2 separate regions of the Mus musculus genome follow, and region 2 is linked to region 1. The links are chromatin loops, found by intact Hi-C in ENCODE. Cell type or tissue: heart. All regions are shown on one strand. Links, peaks and the distances in the headings refer to the core of each region. The heading gives the core; the rest is flanking DNA.

Evidence for each region. Peaks named below come from ENCODE experiments on the same cell type or tissue, not always from the same donor. Only the 100,000 strongest peaks of a DNase experiment are listed, where the experiment ranks them.
Region 2: it touches region 1 in a loop (2.1-fold over the local background); 2 of 42 quality-filtered maps call a loop at or near these places.

Annotation. Positions count from the first base shown.
Region 1 is chr17:32,752,523-32,755,338 of GRCm38, reverse strand. No RefSeq gene overlaps it. Among named protein-coding and RNA genes, the nearest start is that of Zfp871, 34 kb to the left of the region's middle. In heart, for the core only: a CTCF peak has its summit at 1,460; no DNase peak of the experiment used is centred there; H3K4me3 peaks cover 390 bases.
Region 2 is chr17:32,863,607-32,866,422 of GRCm38, reverse strand. It overlaps Gm50050 (a long non-coding RNA gene), which reads left to right and starts at 1,546. Exons shown (of 4, transcript XR_003952261.1): 1 at 1,546-1,605; 2 at 1,802-1,979. It also overlaps the pseudogene Gm18273. In heart, for the core only: no CTCF peak of the experiment used is centred there; no DNase peak of the experiment used is centred there.

The DNA of each region.
Region 1 (2,816 bases), core at 288-2,787:
AACTAACCAGTACCCCGGAGCTCTTGACTCTAGCTGCATATGTATCAAAAGATGGCCTAGTCGGCCATCACTGGAAAGAGAGGCCCATTGGACACGCAAACTTTATATGCCCCAGTATAGGGGAATGCCAGGGCCAAAAAGTGGGAATGGGTGGGTAGGGGAGTGGGGGGGGGCATGGGGGACTTTTGGGCTAGCATTGGAAATGTAATTGAGGAAAATACGTAATAAAAAATTAAAAAAAAAGAAAGACAAGAGTAGTGTGGTTTTCTCATATGGAATCTAAACATTCAACAAGTAAGAGTTAGGAAAGTCTAAGAAGTGAGTCCAATAAAAGCAAACCTATGAGAGCAGGCCATGTTTTATACAGGACAGACGTTAATCGTGCATCCTGGGCCGCTACTGTCCAATCCTTCCCTATCCCAGAGACACAGATGAGAATAGAAAGGATTTTGATTTTTAGTTTTAATTTTTGCTTTCCTCCTTGCTATATAAGGAAGGAGTAGATATTTATTCCTGTTACATCTTCCAAAGGAAGGGTTCCTGGACCAGGAGGATGGGGAAGAGGCTTATCGATCCATCATCCTTCCTTTCACACCATTTTCAAGCTAAGGGTCTGCACGGGACAGTGGCGAGTGTTCTGCATGAACGTGAGAACTTCTGCACACTCAGAGAACGTATCATTGGCAAACATGGACTTGCAGTCTGGAGCAAAAACTACATTTGTGAAGCATGGCCACTTAGAAATTTCTAGATACTGAAGCAAGGAAGTATACCCTTCACCCAGTCTTGTGGGCTAAGTCAGACCTTGTTTGCCACAGTCGGCTAGCCCACCTAGGGAGGAGTCTTTTGACCTGTTGTCTATTGTCCTGCCACATCTGCAGCTTCCTGCAAGAAGCCACTGTCTGCTGAACAGCTGAGCCTGTCTTCCTGACGAGATCCTGGCATAGTCAGGGATGGGATTTCCCCCTTTAAATTCAGACCCTACAATTAAACATTGAGCCTTGATCAGAAAAAAAAAATAGAGACTATGCCGCACCCTCTTCACTGTGGCCCTATTATTTTAATAAGCAGGAAGCAATTGCTGCTGGGAAGTCAGGACAGGTTTTGTGAGTGAACGAATGCTTTTCCTTTTGGCTGACTGAGAACTTTGTGCACAGAATCTGTAATCTGGTCTCGGCCCTGCCAGTTTGGGGATGGGTATCCTCCACGGGTGAGTTGCTGCACTATGGAGGGGCGGTGGATGGGGTGTATGTGTGGTTGTTTCGCACTGTATAAACTGTCCAACTAGAAATTTGGGCCTTAGGAGATAGTCACTGCAAAACACTGAGATGCCACGTTCTGTATTTGTCGTATTAAATGCCTGGGTCTGGAAGAAAGATTCCAGGTTTTGCCCCGCTGTGTCTGGGTTACGTCCACCGGCTGCTGGAGTCAGAGGAGGACTAGGACACCTGGCGGCTGAAAATAGTGGCTACTGCTGGGAGTCCTAAGTGTGAGGGGGAGGCTGCTGCAACCAAGGGAGCAGTGGAGGAGTAACTTCCCCTGGAAGCAGTAGTTTGGCCCCCCGCTGGGTCGCGCTGTTCTGCCCTTGCAGAGCTTAGTGCGTCAGGCTCTGTGGACATTCATCAGCCCATGTCTCTGCTATCTGGGCGGTGGTGGTGGAGGGTGGTGAGGAGATTCACACTCGGGTTGGGAGTTCATGCACAGGAAATTTAGTGATCCGGGGTCGTGAACGTTTTATGTAAGACTGGTAGATGGAATGATGAGTAAGTTCTCAGTATGGCTGTTTTGTGGCCAGATTTTGTTTGCAAGCCAGCAGATGGTAATCAAAGATGATTTTGTAACAGTCTATCTGATCACTTATATTTACTGACAAATTGCATATTAATGTCTCACACAATTAATTATATGCAACCATGCTGGTCACAGAATGGCTAAGAAACGGTTAAATGACTAACTGGTAAGAGGCATGAAGTCTGAGGCAGACAGCTGAAACTGGAGCAAGGAAAAGTAGGGGTGGTGGTGGCAGGTCTTACCAGGGCAGGTGCAGAGGTGGCAAATGTATGTGAGACTAGGCTGTGAGTTTGAAGGGCACTGAGTGTCCCGGGCAGGACTGAAGAGTCCTTCCCTGTGGTAAGTTTCTGTGCTTTTAACCAGAGATCACTCAGTGTGCCTGCCACACTTTGGGCCTTATAGACACAGGCAAAGGATTGCACCTCATGTGGTTGATAAGCTCGCCTGGCTGGAATTTCTGATATGACCTTATTTATTTTCGGATATTATTTGTTGCTATAAGTAGTTGTTGAGTTTATATCTCCCCGTGTACTGCCAGAGGGTGGATGCTCATTTGTGTAAGCAAGATACAAGGTTTATCTTTCTTGGCACATGTTCTAAAATGAAGTAAAGCAGTTTAAGAGTGTTGCTTAATCAAAGGAGCTGTTAATTCTCAGCTGGGCACAACCAAGCTGATACTTCCTCCAGCGCAGAGTAACTCAGAGCAGTCGTCCTGTCTTCCTCACCTGCTATGAGCCTCACAGTCCGAAGAGAAGCTTTCGAAACACTGTCCCTGTGCCCTTACCACAGTGATTCGTAGGACTAGCAACAATTACCTGAATTTCCAGCATTGCTAAACTAATAGTAAATGGACATGCGCGGGGGGGGGGGGGGGGGGACTCGTGTTGATCTTCGTCATCATTGCTGTTGCTCTTGGGCTGTTTTTAGATGTTTTACTTCTATTTAAAAGACAGAGGATGTAGTTCTGGTGGTCCTGGAACTCTGCCTGCCTCAGCTTCACCAAGTGGGCTGCAATGCCTGGATTT
Region 2 (2,816 bases), core at 204-2,703, 110 kb before region 1:
ATGCATTTTTAAAGTCCTACCAGAGTGATAATGGAGACTTCACAAATTCTGTACCTTAGGCTACCCTAAAAGCAAATTATTTCAAGTCTATAAAAGAACTTGAGATAACTGGAAGATTTCTAAGATTTTTTTTTATTTATATACATTGAGTTTCCCTCCAGAAGGACTACCACAATGTCTTTGGAGGGCCCCAGGAGAACTAAAGGCTTTCCCCATAATGTGCACATTGTGGTGGCTTCTCTTCAATGTGAGATCTTCCATATCTTCTCCATGATAAAAAAAGAAGGTGGAAGACTTCATCATATTGCTAGCAGCTTTTCTCCAAAGGGCTTTTCTCCAGTGTGTCTGCTTCTAGTTCTAAAAGTTACATCAATTAAACAAACAAACAAAGCTTCTCTCTATTAAGCTTTGTTCAACATTTCCCACACTGCTAGCAGTCTGTTTCATGCCCATGTGGTTTGATTTCTCAGAGGTAACAAAGAGAATACATTCCAACATTACTTACAAGAATCCTTATGTGTTTCTATGAATTAGTTCATGTCTTTGCAAAGAAGATGACCTCAAACAGCCTCTCATTCATAGGGTCTTTCGCTGGTGTGGACTCTTTCATGTACTTGAGACTTCCAAAAATCGATCAAAGGCTTTTGCTTTTCCCACATTGCTTGCGTCCACAGGAATTTGCTGTAGTGTGAGTTATTTTATGTTGCTGAAGAGAGCTGTCCGAACTGAAAGCTTTCCCACATTGCAAACTCGCATAGGGCTTCTCTCCAGAGCGATTCCTTTCTTAGCTCTGTAGGGAGGAAGAAGCTAAATCCTTCCCACACTGCTCACAATTGTAGGGTTTGTCTCCAGTATGTATTCAATTGTGGAACTGAAAGGAATGGTGATTCTTTAAAGCTTTCCCACACTGCTTGTGTATGTAGAGTCTCTATACAGTGTGAAGTTTTTTTTTTTTTTTATGTCTTTTATGGCTACCAAAATGAGCAAAGGTTTTCCCACAGTGCTTATACACATAGGACTTCTCATCAGTGTGAATTCTTTCATGTGCTCTCAGGAAACCAGAACATGTGAAACCTTTCCCACATGGCTTACAAGTATAGGGATTCACACCACTGTGAGATATTTTATGTTTCTAAAATTGATTCCAAAATGAGAAGGCACTCCCACACTGCTTACCTACGTAACTTTTTTTTTCCAGTATGAATTTGTTCGTGTATATGAAGGTACTGAGAAGCAGTGAAGGCTTTCCCACATTGCTTACACACACTGGGTTTCTCTCCAGTGTGACTTCTTCTATGAATCTGAAAGTAAGCAGAATAAAGAAAATCTCTCCCATACTGCTCACCCACATAGGGTTTCTCACCAGTATGAATTTTTGTGTGTTTTCGAGGTAAGCAGAACGAGAAAAAAATTTTCCCACAGTGATTACAAAAAAAAAAAAGTCTTCTCACAATCTGGAGTCATCTTATGTCTTAAAAGATTATCTAAGCGAACAAAGCCTTTACCACACAGTTCACATACATAGGGCTTCTTAACGCTGTGACTCTTCTCATGCCTTTGTAAAGGACTGGGATGCGTGAGGCCTTTCCCAAACAGCTTTTGAACGTAAGATTTTTTTTGCAGGGTGATGTTCTTTATTTCCTTGACCAGATTGGAGTAAAAGGTCCTCACAGTCCTTATTTTTAGAAGGTTTCTTTCCACTGTGAGCACTTTTATGCATCTGAAGGGACAGAGGATATGTGAAGCTGCTCCCAAACTCCTTATGTTTATACAACTTATAGTCACTGAATTTCTCCGCCAGGTGGCTGCTGCAAAACAAAAGAAGCGAGCATGCCTGAGACAGTGGTTACTAACCACTGAACACGGGAATGAATGCTGGTCTCATGCTGGGAAACAGTTTGTAACGTGTTCAGACTGCATGCTTTCCAAGTCTCCTGAGGACAGCGCGACTAGAAACAGTGCGATTCATGTATGGTGAGGTAAGTCTCTTTGAGAACACTAAACATTCACATAGCATTTCAACACAGATTTCAATCCACAATCTTATGCATACTTGGATATGTAATGATATCAACGCAAATTATGGTCTTTTTTGTCTTCTTGTTACTGTGTTTGTTTCTGGTTTTATTTGTTTGTCTGTTTGAAACAGCATTTTACTGCATACCCCTGACTGTCCTGAAAATTACTCTGTAGATCAGGCTGGCCTCTCTTACACAGAGATCCACCTGCTTCTGCCTGCTGAGTGCTGAGATTAAAGGTGTGCGCCTCTACCACTACCACTACCACTACCACTGAGTCAATCTTCTGCTTGAATACATGCATATCCAAGAAGTAAATTGACAGTCCCAATTAGGACAGTTAGGAATTTCTATTTTCTTATCATGATCAACCTGTCCCCATGACTTGTGGATAAATCAATATAACATTGAGTTTTGTAAGTGTGTTCATTTACTGTGTTTGTGGGTGCACACGTATACTACGGTACATGGGAGATGTGCAGGACAGCTTTCAGAAGTACTGTTTCCTTCCATGTCAATGAAGCAGGCTTTCTGTGAGAAGTGCTGGGATTACAGATATGTCCTGTTTTATGTGGATTTGGGGAACTGAACTCAGACCATTGTGATTACATGGCCAGCACTATGGCTGGCTGGGCAATCTTTTTACTTCCTTTGTTATCATTCTGAAAGGATGAGGTATGTCCTGAAGAGTTTTCTGTTAAATAGACACAACGTGGAGTCATCTGGGAAAAAAAAAAAAAAAACACAGTCTGAGCTGAGAAAATGTTTCCATCAGATCATCTTTAGGCAAATCTGTGG